Linked DNA regions of Homo sapiens: all the other regions are linked to region 2. A link is an interaction called in ENCODE POLR2A ChIA-PET data of the cell type or tissue named here. Cell type or tissue: MCF 10A. All regions are shown on one strand. Each heading gives the region's core, and the rest is flanking DNA. Links, peaks and the distances in the headings are about the cores only. Region 1 has its middle 35 kb from the start of PTMA. Region 2 holds the start of LOC105373928 (a long non-coding RNA gene). Region 3 holds the start of MIR1244-1 (microRNA 1244-1).

Evidence for each region. Peaks named below come from ENCODE experiments on the same cell type or tissue, not always from the same donor. Only the 100,000 strongest peaks of a DNase experiment are listed, where the experiment ranks them.
Region 1: POLR2A ChIA-PET joins it to region 2 with 73 read pairs; 29 of 35 experiments call an interaction of 5 or more read pairs at or near these places.
Region 3: POLR2A ChIA-PET joins it to region 2 with 33 read pairs; 29 of 35 experiments call an interaction of 5 or more read pairs at or near these places.

The regions. Positions count from the first base shown.
Region 1 is chr2:231,670,546-231,677,014 of GRCh38, reverse strand. No RefSeq gene overlaps it. Among named protein-coding and RNA genes, the nearest start is that of PTMA, 35 kb to the left of the region's middle. RefSeq lists enhancers at 1,694-1,943, 1,863-2,157, 3,447-4,169, 4,156-4,205, 4,706-4,755 and 2 more and silencers at 5,746-5,795, 5,856-5,995. In MCF 10A, for the core only: a CTCF peak has its summit at 2,022 (motif pointing right); DNase peaks (open chromatin) are centred at 1,994 and 3,444.
Region 2 is chr2:231,608,802-231,615,270 of GRCh38, reverse strand. LOC105373928 (a long non-coding RNA gene) reads right to left here and starts at 3,505. Exons shown (of 2, transcript XR_923987.2): 1 at 2,386-3,505; 2 at 1,686-2,299. RefSeq lists enhancers at 254-899, 900-1,546, 1,913-1,962, 1,973-2,062, 1,547-2,192 and 4 more and a silencer at 703-1,082. In MCF 10A, for the core only: a CTCF peak has its summit at 2,557 (motif pointing left); DNase peaks (open chromatin) are centred at 870, 1,330, 2,590, 3,290 and 1 weaker place.
Region 3 is chr2:231,710,031-231,716,499 of GRCh38, reverse strand. PTMA (prothymosin alpha) reads right to left here. Exons shown (of 5, transcript NM_002823.5): 2 at 5,081-5,152; 3 at 4,517-4,610; 4 at 3,984-4,057; 5 at 2,949-3,696. The coding sequence ends at 3,649. It overlaps MIR1244-1 (microRNA 1244-1), which reads right to left and starts at 3,186; the gene lies at 3,102-3,186. It also overlaps the pseudogene LOC124906134. RefSeq lists enhancers at 969-1,208, 770-1,299, 1,300-1,829, 1,839-1,998, 3,801-4,301 and 2 more and silencers at 1,487-1,781, 5,347-5,396, 5,697-5,786, 5,827-6,236. In MCF 10A, for the core only: CTCF peaks have their summits at 1,058 (motif pointing right) and 2,493 (motif pointing right); DNase peaks (open chromatin) are centred at 1,099 and 2,509.

The DNA.
Region 1 (6,469 bases), core at 724-5,723, 62 kb before region 2:
ATCTGAGGTCTGGAGTTCGAGACCAGCCTGGCCAACATGGTGAAACCCTGTCTCTACTCAAAATACAAAAAAAAAGTAGCCAGGTGCGGTGGCACGTGCCTGTAGTCCCAGCTACTTAGGGAGCTGAGGCAGGAGGATTGCTTGAACTCGGGAGGTGGAGGTTGCAGTGAGCCGAGATCTCACCATTGCACTCCAGCCTGGGTGACAGAGCAAGACTCTGTCTCAAAAAAAAAAAATATATATATATATATATATATAAATAAATAAATAAATAAAATGGAAGGACAGAAGACAGAAGGCAGGCGGGGCCCCAGAAGGTGGGTGGCAGCCACCTGAGGACAGAGTCTGCAGCCCAGGGGCCGGATCCCAGGGCTTAGGCCCTGCGTGTCTGTGGGACTGCAGGGATTTTCAGCTCCTGAGCCAGCTCCTCCTTTCTTCCCCTTCTCTCTGAGACCCCCTTTCATGTGCGTGTGTTTGTCTGTATTGTGTGTGCGTGTGTCTGTGTCTCTCTGTGTGTGTCGTGTGTGTGCTTGTCATTGTGAGCTGAACTGTGTGACCAAGAGGCCAGGTGTTCAACTGTGTCTGCACAGATGGTGGCAGCAGGTTTTGTCTTTGGAAGATGTATATGTGGGTGGAGCCGTGTGTGATTGAACCCACATTCATGGATGTGTTCCCTGCTTGTGCATGGCTGTCACCAGGAACCTGTCTGGGTCTGAGAATGCTGGAGCTCAGCCTGCCAGTAAGCCGAGAGTGGGCCACAACCTGTCACTGGAACTTTCTGGATCTTGGTTCACTCAATGGTGTCTAGGTGCCTGTGGTCTAGAAGGACCAGTACCCAAGCCCTGAGTCTTGTACACATCTTGCTGTTGGCAGGTATCAGGGCCCCTGGGTGCCTGTGTGTGCTGTTTTTGGGGGAAGCTGGGTCCTGCCTTCCTGTTTCTCATGTGTATGCATTCCCTGTGTTCCAGCTGCAATTGCGGAGCGCCTGCTGTGCATGCTTCTGGGGTAAGAAGGCGTTGCACATCCTCGTTGATGAGCATCTCACGAGTATACTCGTGGCTCTCTAGTTACTTGGCCAAGTCATCTTCCTGTGCACAGGCAGGCTTGCATAAGAGCAAAGAGCTAAAGGCCGGACATGGTGGCTCACGCCTGTAATCCCAGCACTTTGGGAGGCCGAGGCGGGCAGATCACGAGGTCAGGAGATCGAGACCATCGTGGCTAACACAGTGAAACCCCGTCTCTACTAAAAATAACAAAAAAATTAGCCAGGCACGGTGGCGGGTGCCTGTAGTCCCAGCTACTCGGGAGGCTGTGGCAGGAGAATGGCGTGAACCGGGGAGGCGGAGCTTGCAGTGAGCCAAGATTGCGCCACTGCACTCCAGCCTGGGCGACACAGCGAGACTCCATCTCAAAAAAAAAAAAAAGAGCAAAGAGCTGGGAGGCAGACATATTTGAGTTCAAGTTCAGGCTTTGTCTAGCTGTGTGATTCTAGACAAAGGATTTAACTTCAGCCTCAGTTTCCTCATCTGCTAAATGGGGAGAATCAGAGTGCCTAACTCCTAGGCTGTTGTGAGAAGTAAATGAGACGAGGGATGGAAAGCCTTGAGCATGGTGACAGGCACACAGAGGCATGTTATACATGATAGTGGTTACTGGTGCATTTCTGGCTTCGAGCTGGGCCTCTGGGCTGTTTCCTGTCCCCATATCTCTGTGTCCTGTGACCCATGACACATGGCAGAGTGTGTCATTCTAAACCCTGCCACAGCTTTAGAATGGCTGCAAGCAGTTCCCCCACAGCCTGCTAAGAATACTTTACAACACCTGGGCTGCAAAGCCGCTGGCTTCCTACAGACGCAAATCCACATACAGGTGGCCTGATTTTCCAAATCCCAAGTCAGAACACCTGGTCCGACCAGGGAGCTGTATTTATGGGGCGGAAGGGGCGAGCTGTTTGCAGTGAGTCTTTGCCGGACTCCCCCGTTTCTGGCCTTCGTGCATTTGGCCACCTGGGGGAGCCCCTGTGCCCTTCAGTCGGAGGGTAGAGGGGCCGTGTGGGAGGGGAGGGGTGCCAGGAGTCCAGAGGGGTTTGCAGGCTGACGGGGCATCCTTCTGGAGCCAGGCCAGGAGTTAACCCATCTGCTGCCAGCCCCCAGCCCTCACGTCCCAGGGCTCTGGGTGGAGATGCCCAGGGTGGGGTAAGGTCGAGGGGATTCGTCCTCCTTGAGACCAGTGGCAGCAGACAGAACACGGTGTTCCGTACAAATGGTCGAGGCCCTCAAAACGCGCCTGCCCCTTGCTTGGAAGAGTAATGCGCTGAGCTGTGTGGGAATGTGTGTGGCTGCTTGGGTCACTGGGACTCCCAGATCAGCCCAAATGCCTGAGGACTTATGAAGCCCTCTGCAAACCTCTCACTGTGGCTGAAAGCACTGGTGCCAGAGTCCATTGGGCAAATCTCAGCCCCCTGGGTGTGCAGCAGCTGCCTGGATGTGTGCCTCTAAGTCCTCACAGGACCCAGAGGCCAATTCCACGTTACCAACCTCACTTTATGCCTGAGGAAACCAAGGCCATCCAGCTGGTACACAGTGAGGCCTCTTTGCACCCAGGGTGCCCTATGCCAGCCTTTGTTCCCAGCCTCCCCACTTCCACTCTCAGAGGGAAGGCAGAAAGAAGGCCCAGGCAGAAAGAAGGGCCTGTGGTGAGGACAGGAGGGCAGAGAGGCAGGCCTGGAGAAACGGGCACCCATGGGGCGGAGAAGAGGAGGGCTCAAAAGACGTGGATGTGGAGCCAGGTAGGTGGGGTTGGCTGGACCAGACTCTGCAGAAGATCCTGGGAGCAGCCGCAGGAGGCCAGCTGCTGAGGAATGAGGAAGGGAGAAGGAGGGGCAGATGGGGTGTGGACATCTCTTTCAAGAAGGAGGCTGCGGGGCCGTGCTTGGTGGCTCACGCCTGTAATCCCAGCACTTTGGGAGGCCGAGGCGGGCGGATCACTTGAGGTCAGGAGTTTGGGACCAGCCTGGCCAACACAGTGAAACTCGGGAAACCCATCTCTACTAAAAATATCAAAAAATTAGCTGGGTGTGGTGGTGGGCGCCTGTAATCCCAGCTACTTGGAGGCTGAGGCAGGAGAATCGCTTCAATCCAGGAAGAGGAGGTTGCAGTGAGCCGAGATCTTGCCACCGCACTCCAGCCTAGGCAACAGAGCAAAACTCCATCTGGAAGGAGAAGGAAAAAATATATATATATATATATGGAGGCTGTGAAGTCAGGGAAGCAGGAGGGAGGTGGGCTAGAGTACCCTGTGTGAACACAAGACCGACCTGGAGGAAGCCAACAGGACGGACAAATACAGTCAAGGGCCAGCACTGTGGTGGAGCCTGGCTGGGAGGGGTCAGACACACCTCCGTTTCCTCACTGAGGACTGGGATTGGGAGCTGTTTGCCGGTGAGAGGCAGGAAGTGGGATGCCCTGGCGTGGGGGGCGGGCCCTCTTTTCCCTGGGGGATGGGAGGAGAAGGAGCCTAAGAGGATGGGTGGGGAAGGGGAGGGAGCAGGGATTCCCCAGTGGCCCAGGGTTGGGGGGCCTTGGAAGTGAGAGCTCTGTGGGGGCTTCAGTCCCCAGAGTCAGTGCCTCAGGAGGGGCCATGCCTTTCAGGGACCAGGTTCTGGGGTCCCAAGGATGGGCCGGACCTTCTAGACCCGGCCTCCCAGATCTGAGTCTCCTCCCCCAAACGCCTCCTTCCTCCGAGGCTCTGACCAAGCTCTTAGGGGAGATTTCAAGGACCCTCCAGAACCAGGGCTCACTGATTTGGTGGAAAACAAGGTCTGCCGTGAAATCAGAACGTCGGTCCCTGCCCAGGGCTTTCAGACCTCCCCCAGTATGGAAAGAGAAAGGGCTTTCAGACTGTCGGGTGGGGCCCGGGCTAGGGTGATTTTGGCGCCTCCAGCAGGCCGGAGGGAAGCAGCTTGCGGGTGGGCCCTCCCTCCAGATCTGCCCTCAGGCCAGGCCCCTCCCTTTCAGGCCTCCTGTTTCTCCTGTGCCTCTCCCTGAACATTCCCAGGTTCACCTGAGCCTCACTGTGTGCAGGGGGTGCTCTGGACCCATCTCATTCCATTCAGCCCTGAGCCAGGTGCCCCTGCCATGCACTCCTGGGGGAGCTGGGCCTGAGGGCGGCCCTGCCTGCTGATACTGGGAAGCCCCTCCCTGGCCCAGCCCTGGGACAGATGGCCCACTGCCCGCACTGTGTGCTCCTCAGTAAACCCCCGTGGGGGCCCCTCGTCTCCTCCTTGTGGCCTCCCCAGTCTCCCCGTCACATTCGGAGAAGCAGTGAGCTGAAAGAGACAACATCTGGGACTCCCCAGGGTCCCCGTGGCCCAGCTGTCTGCCACCCGCAGCCTCAGGGGACTGCTACCCACCCAGTGCTGGCGTCACCCTGCCCAGCATCCTTTGAGGCAGGGTCCCAAGCTTAGTTCCCTCCTGGCCCAGGATCTTTCAGGCAAGAAAGAGCTATGTGGATGGCCGGGTGCAGTGGCTCATGGCTGTAATCCCTGCACTTTAGGGGGCCTAGGTGGGTGGATCACCTGAGGTCAGGAGTTCAAGACCATCCTGGCCAACATGATTAAACCCCGTCTCTACTAAAAATACAAAAAATTAGCTGGGCAAAAAAAAAGAGCTATGTGGGCCTGGCTTACCACCCTGCAGTGGTCCCTGTTATGAAGGCGGGGGAGGGGTTCCCAGCCAGCTCCTCAAAGGTCTGCCCACATCAGCCCCTAGACACACAGGGCCACCTCAGCCCCAGACTGAAAGTCTGCCCTGAGCCTGGGGAAACAGACATCACTGATGGTCTGTGGGATGACTCCACTTGGGACAGGAGTGATTTCAGGAAAGGCAGAATGCTATGAATTCCCTCGGGCGGAGACCGAGGGCTCGCGGCTCCGAAGAGAAAGGGCCGTCTGCTCAGCTGGGTCCTGCCCCAGAGGTTAGCGCTGCTGTGCTCCATCAGGTGCCCAGCCCACTCCTCTCTTGAGGACACCCAGGGACCAGGCCATGCGCGCTCTTTTCGGCATCTGGGTGTGGCTGGCCCTTGTCAGGAGAGAAGGAACAAACAACTGAGTGATTTGCATACGGGGCCATGTTTGCATTTTGCACCCAGGCTCTGGTCCTGACCTCTGGTCCTGCCCACTCAGCTCAGCCGGCTCAGGTGGCTCACGCTCTCACAGGCAGAAAAATTACATGCTGGCTGGCAGAGCTGGGACTGAGCACTGGGGGCCGGCTGGCAGAGTGAACTGCCCCAGGCTCTCTAGCCAGTGAGCGCCGGTGGGCTCTGTCCTGGAACCCCAGGGCTCTTTCAGAGTACACAGCCTGCCTTGGACGGGACTGCAGGTGTGTTCCAGGGGGATCCCTGAGGCCTGGGGAGGTAGCCAGAGGGCTTAGCCTAGGAGGCAGTTCCTCAGACCAGCCACTGTTGCAAAGCCACACTTCCTGCAGGAAGGAGGGTGAGGTGGGCGCAGCCTCTGCTTGGAGTCAGCAGTGCAGGTCTGGGTGTGGGGCCAACTCTCCTTGGCACATCTGGGCAGGCGCTTTCTCAGGCCCGACCAGCCCTTGTGGCATGGGAGCCGAGCTGGTGTCCTCCTGGAGCTGGGCTCAACCGGCCACCTTCTGCTGGGACACAGCTGGTGTCTGCTGACCTGACAGGTCTTGGGAGCCTTTGGGCAGTAACGCCTCCCCCTCTGGGGCCTCTCTCCTGAGTCTTCCTTTCCTTTTCAGGGTGGGGCAAATTTTATTTTCCTTTGGCTTCCCTGCACCAACAGGGGTTTCCTCTCTGTCACAATGATCCCCAGTGGGACTCAGCAGGGAGCAATGGCCCTGACCCACCCCATCCCCTCCCATTCCCCCCCACCCAACCCTGCCTGAGCCTCTGTGGCCACCAGGTGGCCTGTTGAGGGACGGTGCCACAAAACCCCTTCAGGGGAGGAAAACCTCTCTGGTTTTCCAGAGGCCCCAGTTCCTTCCTGGGATAGTCTGGATCTCACTCCTTCTGCCTTTGGACTACAAGTTCAGATCCAGCCTGGTCTTAGCCAGAGCCTCCTCCCTGCCCTTCATCAAATCTGCAACCTGTGTGGCCGGGCGTGGTGGCTCACGCCTGTAATCCCAGCACTTTGGAAAGCCAAGGCAGGTGGATCACCTGAGGTCAGGAGTTCAAGACCAGCCTGGCCAACATGGTGAAACCCTGTCTCTACTAAAACTACAAACATTAGCCGGGCGTGGTGGCGGGCACCTGTAATTCCAGCTACTTGGGAGGCTCAGGCAGGAGAATCGCTTGAACCCGGGAGGCAGAGGTTGCAGTGAGCCAAGATTGCACCACTGCACTCCAGCCTGGGCAACAAGAGTGAAACTCCATCTCAAAAAAAAAAAAAAAGACCTGCAACCTGTGGGCTGGGGTGAGAGGGATGAGTTTGACCTGGCCCCTCACG
Region 2 (6,469 bases), core at 614-5,613:
CGTTTCTTACACTTTTCCCGCCAGCATAGCCAGGCAATAGCTGGGAGGCCCCCAGGCGCGCAAAGTCGCAGCGCGCGGAGACACAAACTGAACTCAACCCGGCGCGGGCAGGATCGGTGGCGGACGCGCAGTTCCCACGGGCACGGGGGATCTGAGAGGGTCCTGGGGCTCTTGAGCTTGACCTCACTCTCAAATAATCCCCCCACAACTCCCTCACCCCGCCCTGCTCCTTTCTCCAAGGCCTCTCTTCGGTTTATCTCCACTTCCTTACTGACAGCGGGAAGGGGGTTAAGGGAGCACGTAGTCGTCCCCCAGCCGTGTCGCTTTCCGCCCCCGGTTGAGCCCACTTTCCCGTGGAGGGGGGAGGTGTTTCCGCCCGGGAGCTGCTGCGCGCGGTGATCACACGGAGGTCTCCCGGGCGCGCCGGGCCACGTGCGTGCGCGCGCGCGCGCGGGTTCCCCCTCCTTGGTGGACCAGGCCTCCCAGGGCCCCTACTGCCCCATCTGCCCCTTGGTGAAAACGTGAAGCCTTTTGCAACTGCGAAGCAGAGGAGACCTCTGTCCTTTCCAACGTACAGCCCCAGGGAAGGACTCAGGGCGCGGGCAGCGCCTTCGCGAGATGCCGAAGCGCGCGGGCCCGGTGACCGTCAACTTTGCGCACAAATGTGGGGCTGGGAGGACGCAGGTCCTGGAGGCGGGGACAGTGGACAGAGCAGCGCGTCTGGAGAGAGGGCTAGGATCCCTGAAACAGGACTCGGGGGCAGCCGGGGCAGGGGAGGCTGGGGGCGGGGAGGCGGCTCGCCAGTGCTCCAATTGAGCCCTGGAAAATCCCAGGCGCGCAGGGAGAGGCGGGCCGCTTCGCGGGCAGGCCGGGGACGGCGGGAACAAAGGCGGCCCGAGGCCGGATGCAGTCATGGAAAAACCCATCGGGGCGCCTGGGTGGGGGCGGCGCGCTCCCGGCAGACTCGCCGCCCTAGCAGGCCGGCCCGGGCGGGGCTGCTCTCGGCCCCCGCCCCGGAGCGCGCCTCGCGGAGCAGAAAAAATCCCTGGCGGGGAGGGGGCGCTGGTCTCCGGGACTGGGAACCAGAAGCTCCCACGTTCCAGATGCCGCGCACCGCGTGCTGTCGGCCGCGAGGGGCGAGCGGCCCGGGCTGGTACCCGCGGAGCACACCCGGGGCTGCACACGGCCACCTGGTTGACTAGGGGAGGCCGGCATCTCGGGGGCGCGCACAGAGCCAGGCGCGGACGCCTGTGCCGAGTTGCGTCTGGCCGCCACCGGCTCCTGCACACACATGATCACTTGCACGCACGTGCGCCCACACACGCGAGCTGCCTACAGCTCTCAGGGCAGAGGGAAGGAAACGGTTGGACAGAGGGGGCCGAAATAGATGTTCGTTAGGGCGGGTCCCTGGGGCTAGATACAGAACCTCAAGCTGGGGGCGGGGGGCCTTTGAAGAAGCTACGGTTAGGCCCGCCCCCCATTTTACAGGTGCAGGGACTGGGCCTCCCCGGCGGACGTGCCCAGGTCCCGCCCCAGGGTTAGAATTTCCCTCCGGTGAAGGACGCTGCCGGCCCAGATCCTGGTGCTGTAAACCTGGCTGGAGCCGGGGAGGCAGCACGACGGGTTTTTTCTATAGAAAAGGAAAGTGTTGGCTCAGGTTGGACCCAGTGACTCGAGGCCTTTTCCAGTTCTGACTTTTTATGAAGAAGGAACTGGGCCCAGAGGCCATAAAAGGAGTTGGTAGGAGCTGAGAGAAAACCTTGGTGCCTGTTTTGGCCTCAACCACAGGCTCTTCCTGGTTCAAATGTCCCATTGTTTATTCGTGCTGCTGCCTACCGTGGGGTGTCGAGGAGCAAAGCCTGACCCCGCGGGGTCCCTGGGGTGGGGAAGGGATGTCAAGCAGGACAGGGCTGCAGAGGGGGCTCCCGGCTCTGCCCAGATGGGGAGGGTGTGGGATGGGTGGCTGATGGGGGTCCCTGGAAAACAATGAAGCAGGTGCCCAGGCTTCCAGAAAGTTCAGGTTGGAGAAGGGGCAGCTGGAATTGTTGCTGGAACACAGTGGGGGAATAGGTTGTGGTGTTGGCCACGACTCAGAACATAGGATCAACGGGGGGCGGGGGGGGAGACCCCGCTAGGCAACAGGGCCAAATGAGCTAGCATTTGCTTGTGGTCCCATTAGGAACTGACCTTGGAAGCAAATGACGCAGCGCTGCCTGTCCCTAGCCTCTTGATCTTACCCAACATCTTTGGGCCTCAAATTCCTCATCTGTAAAATGGGAGCAGGCACTCCTCCACAGGGCTGGTTTGGGAATTGAAAATGGGTATATGTAGGTTTCCGTCCCCCCTTCCCTTCTCCCTCCCAGTGGGGCAGGGACGAACTCCCACCTCCACTCAGCATCTCCCGCGTTTTTGCCACTTTTCAAAGTCTCTGGTGCCTGCTCCCCGGGACTCCTTCCAAGGCCTGGTTTCTCGCGAGCAGGTTGTTGGGGGGGTGGTGGGGGGTAGGTTCAGTAAGAGGAAGGCTGGGGGAGCGGCGCCCCCTGGTGGCCAGTTGCAGGAGAGCCTGGACGGGCCCTGGGGACAAGTCCAGGCTAACCTGGTTAGTGCCGGATGGCGTCTGGCACGTGAGAACCTCCCAGGGGCTGACCATGGGGCTCCACTCAGGGAGGCTTCCCTTCTGACTCACTTTCCCCGTTGAGTAAGCAGAGAGAATGCTGGTTCCCCACAGCAGCGTTTCCTCTGCCTTCTCATGGCCCAGCTTCTTTGGCCTCAACAAAGAAGGAACTGTTGAGGCCAAAGTTCCTGCCCAGGAGGAATGAAGGAACCTGTTATTTATACTGTGCCTTGCAGTTTCCAAAGCCCTTCGACGCACATTACTTGTCCTGAGGTGCGCTGCGGCGCTAGACGGAGAGAGGATCCTGGTTCAGACCAGGGCTCCAGCCCCAGGGGTTAGTTGGGATTCTGCCTCCTCCAGCTGTGTAACCAGGGTGACCTTCAAAACATTGACTAACCAGTAGGACAGGCATCGGCCAATCAGAACAGACCCTGCCACAAACACTAGGTTTAGCCAAATGCCTGTGTCCTGGCCGAAGAGTCTGGAATAACCCCCACCGCACAGGGCCTCAATTTCTCCATCTGCAGTATGGGATAGTGCCGGTACTAGCTCCACCTCATAGGGCTTTAGATAAGTTCATGCACGGAAGGGATTTGCAAACCAGGGACTGGCCCACAGATAACATCCCAGGAAGCACCAGCTTTGTTACTTGTCCTGCCTCCTCTCTGCCAGAGGTGAGTCACAGACTTAGTGACTCAGGGTGGCTGCCACTTTTGAGGGAGTCTCCCCAACTGAGTCCTCTGTGTGCAGCTGAGCTCACCTCCTGCTCCCTCAGGACCTCCTTCTTGGGAGCAGCCTCACCTATCCTGAGGCATCCATAAACCCCTGTGGCTGAAAGTTTTCTCTCTGACTCTGGTCCTGATCCTCCCCATGCCTCAGACCTCCCCTCTCTGCTGTCCCCTGAAGCCCCCCTCTCCACCCCACCCCAGCCAGACACTTCCCACAGCACGTCTCTCCCAGAGCCTGCCTGCCCTCAGCCCACCTCCTAGCCTAGAAGCCCAGAGCCATCCTGCCCCAGCCTCTCTCTGCCCCAGGGCAGCTGCTTCCCCCTCTCTGAGCTCCAAGGCACCTCTCAATGTCTTGCCCCTATTACACCAACCTCCCATCTGCCCGCAGCCTCTGGCCATGCCCCTGTCCTTGTCTCTGGTGCACCCGCTGGATTTATCTCCCTAAAACACAGGCTGCAGTACTCCCCGTCTCAAAAGCCTTCAGTGCCCCCTCCTGGCCTTCCCAATCCAGCCCGCACTTTATTCGTCATCACAGTTACCATTTACTGAGCGCTCCCCACCTTTCTCCTGTACCAAGCGTTTTATATGTGTTATCTCATTTAATCTTCCTGCCCCCCCAACAGCTGGCACATCTATTATTATCCCCACTTTGTAGAGGCTCAGAGAGTTAAGTATGATAACTTGCCCAAGGTCACTCAGCTAGGGGGAGGCAGAGCCAGAATTCAGCCTCACACCACCTAACTCCCCAGTCTTGTTTGGCCATCTGAGGGGCTGCTCTCTGAGAGAGCTTTCTCCTGCCTTTTTTTTTTTTTTTTTTTGAGACTGAGTCTTGCCCTGTCTCCCAGGCTGGAGTGCAGTGGTGCAATTTCAGCTCACTGCAAGCTCCGCCTCCCGGGTTCAATCAATTCTTCTGCTTCAGCCTCCCCAGTAGCTGGGATTACAGGTGCCTGCCACCATGCCCAGCTAATTTTTGTATTTTAGTAGAGACTGGGTTTCACCATGTTGGCCAGGCTGGTCTCCAACTCCTGACCTCAGGTGATCCACCCGCTTCGGCCTCCCAAAGTGTTGGGATTACAGGCGTGAGCCACTGCAACTGGTGTCTCCTGCCTTTCTGGGAATTTCTACCTCCTCATTTTGCTGGCCCCTGGGGCTGGCTGCTTCAGACCACTGGCCCTCCACCCTCACACTTGCCTCCTCCTTCCCAGCCTTGTCTTAGCCTGGAATGTACCTTCTCTTACCTCCAATCAAAATCTTCTTCCATCCCAGCTGGGCTTAAGGGCTGCCTCTCTTTTAACCCCTGCCCACTTCCTGCTGTCTGTTACGGGTTTTTCGGAGGCCCTTGAGTTATTCTGCCCTCTAGAAGTGCTTCTTAAACTTTACCATTCATTAGGATTTCTTGGGGATCTTGTTAAATGGCAGATTCTGATTTAGTAGGCCTGGGTGGGGCCTAGGATTCTCCATTTCCTACAAGCTCCCAGCTGGTGCGGATACTGGTCTGAGGACCACACTTTGAGAAGCAAAACCAGAAGATCAGGCCTAGCAAGGTGGGTCACGCCTGTAATCTCAGCGCTTTGGGAGGCTGAGGTGGGCAGATCACTTGAGGTCAGGAGTTCCAGACCAGCCTGGCCAACATGGTGAAGGCCTGTCTCTACTAAACATACAAAAAACTTAGCCCAGCATGGTGGCGGGCACCTGTAGCCCCAGCTACTCGGGAGGCTGAGGCAGGAGAATCACTTGAACTCGGGACGAAGAGGTTGTAGTGAGCCGAGGTTGTGCTACTGCACTCAAGCCTGGACAACATTCTGTGTAAAAACAAAACAAAACAAAACAAACCCAGAAGATCATAGCTAAAACAGAAGCATCAACTCATCAAATGTTCATTGAATACCTACTCAGAGCAAGGCAGTTGGGGATCCAAACAAGTCCAAGTGCTGGACTCCAGCTCCTAAACAGCAGACAGGATATTGCACAAATGCAGGTTAAAGCTAATGTTCAGCCACGTGCAGTGGTGCGTACCTGTAGTCCCAGCTACTCGGGAGGCTGAGGTGGGAGAATCATCTGAACCCAGGAGTTTGAGTCCAGCCTGGGCAACATGAGACCCAATCTCTAAAAACATCCCCAAAACAAAAAAAAACTAATGGGAAAAAAAACAAAACAAAACCCAAAACCTTACACCCATTCCATAGAACACTTCCAGAAATACTTCCAGAAATGCTCATGTGCCGAACAGCAGGTATTTCATGTGATGAATTCATTTTCTGTCTGACCGCCAGTGATGGCTTGAAACAGGTAAAGATTCCATGCTGGGCGCGGTGGCTCACACCTGTAATCCCAGCACTTTGGGAGGCCGAGGCGGGTGGATCACCTGAGGTTGAGAGTTTGAGACCAGCCTGACCAACATGGAGAAAACCCATCTCTACTAAAAATACAAATTAGCCGGGCATGGTGGCGTATGCCTGTAATCCCAGCTACTCGGGAGGCTGAGGCAGGAGAATCGCTTGAATCAGGAGGCGGAGGTTGCAGTGAGCTGAGGTTGTGCCATTGCACTCCAGCCTGGGCAACAAGTACGAAACTCTGTCTCAAAAAGAAAAAAAAAAAAAAAGATTCCATGACTGCCCTGCTTAGAACCATCTGACGCTCCCACCTCACTGACAATAAAAGCTAGATTCTTCTAGATTCTTCCTCAAGGCCCTGCATCCTCTGGTCCTGCTTCTTTTTTTCTTTTTTTCTTTTTTTTGAGACAGTCTCACTGTGTCACCCAGGGGCATGATCTCGGACCACTCTAACTTCTGCCTTCCAGGTTCAAGTGATTCTCATGACTCAGCCTCCCAAGTAGCTGGGACTACAGGCACACGCCACCATGCCTGGCTAAATTTTTTTTTTGTATTTTTAGTAGAGATGAGGTTTCACCATGTTGGCCAGGCTAGTCTCAAACTCCTGACCTCAAGTGATCTGCCCTCCTTGGCTTCCCAAAGTGCTGGGATTACAAGCATGAGGCAACCTCCCCGGCCCTCTGGTCCTACATCTCACCTCATCTCCCGTCATCAGCTTCACTTTTGTTCCCTTGAATCCAACACCTCAATTTCCTTCCCATCCAAGAGCCTTTGAACTTGCCTGGTTAATGTTC
Region 3 (6,469 bases), core at 612-5,611, 100 kb before region 2:
CCAAATAACACGGGGCCCAGGGATTCCACCCTCATGAAGCAGCTCCCACCAGGAGGGGACCACGCAGCAGCCAGCGCCCTGAGGCAGGCAGGGCTGGCCTGTATCTAGGACACAGGCATCCAACCCGCAGGCTTGGTAGAGGCAGGGTAGGCAGCAGGGCCCTGGAGGGACTGAGATCTGGGAGGAGTTAGGAAGGGCCAGAGGCTGAGGATCCTGACCCCAGGGCTTGTGATAGCAGTAGAGGAGAAGCAGTACTGATTCCTGGGGCTGTGTAGCCAACAGCCAAGATAAAGCCAGGAAGTAGAGCTGGGAGCCCCTGACTCCCCGCCCCCCATTCTAGTGACTGAGTCATTCTAGTCATTCTAGTGAACACCCCCCATTCAAACTCTCCTAGTTTGTACTCAGGGCAGCAGTCCCAGTGAGGGTGTGTGGAGTCCAGTGAAGGAGTGTGGAGTCCAGTGAGGGAGCGTGGAGTCCAGTGAGGGTCTGTAGAGTCCAGTGAGAATGTGTGGAGTCCACTGAGGATGTGTGGAGTCCAGTGAAGATGTGTGGAGTCCAGTGAGTAAGGGTGCGTGGAGTCCAGTGAGGGTGCGTGGAGTCCAGTGAGTGAGGGTGCGTGGAGTCCAGTGAGTGAGGGAGCAGGGAGTCCAGTGAGAGAGTGTGGAGTCTGCTGAGGCAGTATGGAGTCCAGTGAGTGAGGGTGCATGGAGTCCAGTGAGGGTGCATGGAGTCCAGTGAGGGTGCATGGAGTCCAGTGAGGGTGCGTGGAGTCCAGTGAGGGTGTGTGTGGCCACAGGGAAGCCCAAGACCGTGGAAGAGTGGACCCCTGCTTCCAGCTTTGGTTCCACGTAAAGGACTCAGTCCTTGGGAGAGGGCATCAGTTGCCCAGAAGGAAGGTCTGGGAAATGACCACTGACTGTCACATCTGACTGGGGTTCCAGCAACAGAGAGGGAGAAAGGTCTTGTTGCGGGAGTCAGGTGGAGGGTGACTGGCGTTGCCTACCTTGGGACCAGGGCCCACTGAAGGGTCTTTCCTGGACAGAATTCAGCGGCACGCTTTACAGTTCCTCTGTGTCCACCAGGGGGCGCCCATTCCTTGATAATCTTTTAACCTGGGCTCCAGTGGGAGGTCATTCGGGGACTTTGGGAGTGGTATCAAGGTGACTCTGGGCCCTGAGGTATATCCTCAGGCAGTGGTTAATTGTGTGCTAGGCTCAGGACTAGGGGTAAGTGTGTTCTGCTAGAACCAGCAAATGCTGTTCCAGGCCAAACCTTTGGTGGGATGAGGCAGCTCAGACAGCAGAGGCAGTAAGCTCTGCTGATATGGGTGTCTCAGGGGGACCCTAGCAAGGCAGCCCTGGGCCCTGGCTCATGCCTCATCCTATTGTTCCCATTTTGCAGAGGAGGGGATTGAAGCCCACAAGGTTCAGTTACTTGCCTCATGCTAACATGCCTGCCGTGTCTGTGTGCGGACCAGGGCACAGCTTCTCCCCTTTCAGGGGCCTTGCGGTAGTGGTCCCGAGCAGGACTGCAGCCTGAGGGAGCTGGGTTAGATCTGCTCTCAGCTCCAAGCGCTACCTGCCCTGTGTGGCCTTCCTTCACGGCCTTCGCCTGCACTCCTGCCTTAGAGACACCCTCCTGGGCGCCGAGCTTGGGAACACTGCAGTACTGAGTCGCCTTGGGCGGCAGAACAGAGAGGAGCCAGCGTTTTGGCTCCAGACCCTCCCTTTCTTCCCTGGATGAGCCAGGATGCAGATACCCAGGCTGTGCAGGGGGTGTGGGGTAGATACAGGTCAGAGGGTCCCTCCTACCAAGGCCTCAACCTGCCCCCGATCCTGGTGGCAGCTGCCTGGGGACATGCTGAACAAGCGGCCTGAGCAGCCCCATGAGAGTGACTAAGCTCCAGCCAGAGAAGGGAAAGGTCCCCCCAGAACTCTGGTGCCTGGTGTGAAACACAAAGGTCGGGGGGGCATGGAATGGGGTGGACACGGTGTCAAGGGGCAGGTAGAGGGAACTGGTCTCTCTTGCTCTCTTCAATGCACACATTTCCCTCCTTCCCAGCATCTCCCCTTAACCCAGGCCAGGCCTCTGCAGACACTTCAGTCTGCTCCTGGGAGTTTTCCTGCAGATACCACTGGATGGCTTCCTCAGGTCCTACCTGGGCAACAGGCCCACTAGCAGTGCCTATACCGGCCCCTGCCCCTGCAGCTCTCATTGGAGGATCCCAGAAGGTTCTAGGTGAGCTCTAATCCTTACCTCCACCTCTGAGGGCACGAGCTGGTGGCACTTCCTCCAGTTGGCTATCCTGACCCACTGCTCACAGCCCGTGTATGAATATCCAAACGGCACAGTAACTTCTCCAACTGTGTTCAAGGGGCAGGGTGGGCCTGCCCAACTAACCTAAGGGACCTGGAGACCAAAGGTTGGATGACTGCCAGGCTGCACCAGTGCCAAACCAAAACCCCGGCATTCTAAGAGGCCGGGGGGTACCACGTGCCACCAGCAGGGGGAGCCACGTCATGGAGCTAAACCTGTGAGGCCTGCAGAGGCAGCCACCACTTGGACGCTCATCCTGGGAGGCTTGGCAAGTTCCCTCTTGGCCTATACCACCAGCACCCTGCGCTCCACATAATGGCAGTCCCGTGTGGCCCGTTTCCAGTGTCTAGGACTGCAAACCCCCACCCCCAGGGCACCAGGGTCCCCATGTGGCACCCAGTGATGAAGTCCTCCTCCCCAGTTAAGGCTTCTTGGGGCAATCACTGACTGCCCCAGTGAGCAGCCCCCCCAGCCAACTGCAGCTCAGTCCCTGCCCACCCACCAGACTCTGCTGCCCATCACAGGACACATCCAACTGCCTCCCAAAATGTCAACCCACTGTCCCCAGGATCCTCCCCCTCCTATCCTTGTGCCCTGGAAGGTCTGAAGAAACTGAAACAGAAAAACCAGGCTTGAGACAGCTTTGTTAGAACAACTCAGCAAAATAAAATTCCTGTTTATTGTTGGACAACATTGTTTCACACATACATCAAACAGGCCAAAAAAAATAAACAGCAACTTCATAGACAAAAAAGGAAAAAAAAAGAAACCTTTTATCTTTGGCCTTTTTAACCATCTCATACAAACCAACTACTTATAGTACAGCTAAGTACATACACAAAAAAGTTACTGGAATGCTCGGAATAAGATTGTTTTTCTGTTGTCATTTTTGCTTTTTTTACAAGGTTTTTTTTCTCCTTTGAGATTATAATGAACATGGTCACACCACAAGTAAAGTCAGAAGTAGGACAGAGAACGCTCCGAAGGCTGGTTTGGTCATCCGAGATCATTAAAAATGGCTGACCCTAACAATATGTACAAAAATATAAAATGTAAATAAAAAATACAAACAAATTTCCTTTTTAAAGTACTTTTAAGAAAAAAAGCAGGGCCTTGGAAGTTTTGGTTCTTTTTTCCTCCCCTGTTGCAAATTCTCATGGTTTGGGTTGGGTGGTGGAGAGCGCGTGTCATCTGCGGGTGGCACTGCCCACGGTGGGCGGGCGGGCCTCTCTACTCGAAGGTGACCACGTTTAGATTCTGAGACGGGAAGTGGAGGGTGAATAGGTCACGGCGGCCTTTTTTTTTTTAGTTTAACTTTTCCTTTTTTGCTGTCTAGTCATCCTCGTCGGTCTTCTGCTTCTTGGTATCGACATCGTCATCCTAAGCAGAGAAAGACTGTCAAAGGCCCCTCCAACCCCAGGAGCCCTATCCAGCCCACTGCCTCAGCTCCTGCTGGCAGAGCAAGAACCAGGGACCCCCAGCTCCACAGCCCAAGGCCTCTGGGAAGTTGAGCCCAGCCCTGTTTCCTTCCTGTTCTTAAGATTCAGGACCACACAGTGGCCACCTACAAAGTCAGAAACAGTCCCTCCGCAGCTTGAGCACCTCAGCTAAAGGCAGGTGGGGAGACCCAGATGCCAAACCCCCCTTCTTCTCAAGCCAGAACCCACCTCATCATCTTCAGCTGCCCGCTTGCCCGTAGCTGACTCAGCTTCCTCATCTTCATCTCCATCCTCTTCCTCACCTGGAGAGAATCAAAGGCCAGGTAAACCACACTTCCCTCCTACTGTGGCTCCTGGGGAAATCCCGAGGAACATGTAGTGGACTGCAAGGTCCCTGCCCTGCCTCTACTGCCTGCAACTGGGCCCAATCAGGGCACCCACGCCCACTACACAGGTGGGACTCTCCAGAGGAGAGAGGCCCAAGCAGCTGCACCCCAAAAGGCCAGCCCAATAGATCAGTGGCTTTCAGAGCTGCACGAAAGAAACTTTCAGGTGTGCGAGTGAGTGTGAGTGGGCATGGGCACAACTCCATGTCAGGGAGACCTTCCCTGACTCTACAGGTGGGTGCCCAGGGCCATGTGGTCCACTGGCCCCAAGTACCATTGTCCCACTCCCAGGAGCCCCAATTCCTTCCTTCCCCTTCTGCCAGACAAGGCCAGGAAAAAGTACCTGAAAAGGGGAAGATAGACAAGGCTACTCACCATCACCTTCTTCTTCCTCCTCCTCTTCCTCCCCACCTTCTTCCTCTTCTTCGTCTACCTCATTGTCAGCCTCCTGCTCCCCATTTTCCTCATTCTCCTCGACAGAAAACAGGCCATGTCATTACCAGCTGGCCCCAGGCTGGACAGAGCGTTGCTCCTGATGCCCGGCCTCCCACCAGAGGCTGGCGGCTGCATCTACAGCCCAGCCAAGCCAAGCCCACCCCAGAGACCCTTCTCCAGTCAACACCCTCCAGGCTCCATCATGAAACCTGCACATTAACTGCCCCAGGACAAGGGCTTTTCCCCACCCTGGGCCAAGCCCAAACTCAGACTACCGGAGTCTCCTCTGAACCTATTCTTGTTCAGGCGCTGCTCGAAAGGTTTTTATAAATATTTAACTAGCAATAATCGCGCCTCGGGTAAAGCTCATTGGCTACGATACTGCCACTGTGCAAAGCTATACATATACACATACACACACATATATAGGTATGTTTAAAGTAGAACAGGAAAAATTTTGTGGGGCGGTAGCTGCCAGGGCTCAGGAGCAAAGCAGACACTCACAGCATTCCCGTTAGCAGGGGCGTCTCTTCCATTTTCTGCCTCTTCCACAACTTCCTTCTTCTCCTTTAAGTCCTTCAAAAGGGAAGAAGGAACCAGTAACCAGTAAGTCTTCTGAGCAACCCAGGGTAAGCAAAGGCGCTGAGAACTACTGGTCTGTACGGCTGTTCTGTCCGTCCCAAATTAAGAGTCGCATGTTGAGAAAGGCCTGATGCCCCTGCGGTCCCTCTCCCACTGGTCTGGTGGAAGGAAGGCCGGCGGGGGGCATCTGTGATCAAGGTTTCCCATCCTTTAAGGCCCGCTACAGCGGCCCCGGTGGCGGTTCCCACTGCCCCCTGGCGCTTCCCAGGAAAAAGGAGCCATGTGGCGCCACAGCCCCCAGCCCGTCCGGCCGGGTGGACGAGCCCCGGACACTCACGCCCATCAGCCTGCTTCCAAGTGCAAAGAGCCCGCCCCTCGAGCCGTCTAGAAAGGCGGCAGGTTATGTTCCAAAAATAAATAAGGCAAAGAGAGAGGGGCCTGCGCTCGGGGAGAGCCCCACAGGCGCGCCAGCCTGGAAGGCCCGCGAGGCCGCACCGCCCCGGCCAGGACAGGTATCTAAAAAAGCCAAAGCACACCGACCCCCCAAATCCGACCGCTGTTCCTAGAGGCCGCAAACCGCTGCTTGGCGGTGCCCCAGGCCGGGGCCTGCCGCCGGAGCCACCAACTCCCGGCCTCCCCGCGGCGGCTAGGGATCCCGACAGCACCTCGGGGGTGGGACTCCGCCCGGGATCCAAAAGGCAGCGCGGCCCCGGGCGCCCGGTAACTTTTTCCACACGACACGGCCACCAATACCAACAGAGGTCCGGCGTCCGGGCCTGCGGGAACCCCTCGGCCGCTGTCCGGCGAGCGGCTCCGGGCCACCTGTCGGCCCTCTCAGTCCGGCCCGCCCCGCTCCGCTCCGCGGACCCCGGCTCCGCCCGCTCTCGCCCCCTGGCGGCCGAAGCCCCGGGGAGCAGTGGGGGCAGGGAGGTCGCGGCGCGCAGGCGCGCATCCCCCGCCCGGCGGGCTTTGCGCGCGGGCCTCGGCACGCACCGCGCGCAGGGAGCACGTGGCCCGGGGCCGCCGAGTGCGTCCCTTGCCTTGGAGACTCCCGGCCGGCAGGCAGAGCTTGCAGTGGCACGCGCGCGGGTCGCGCGTCGGTCGGCCGGGCTCTCGACTCGACGCCCCACTGCCGCCACCCCGGCAGGCCCGAATGTCTGCATTCGGCGGGCCAAGTCCCACGGGAGGTCGCCCCAAAGTCCACCGGGCTGCGTAGGTCCGAGACTGTCGGGGATGCGCCTCTCGGGCTACTACTCATCGCCCTCGCGGGAAGTCACCTTTTGGTGCTTCGGAGAAAATCGAACAGCCAGG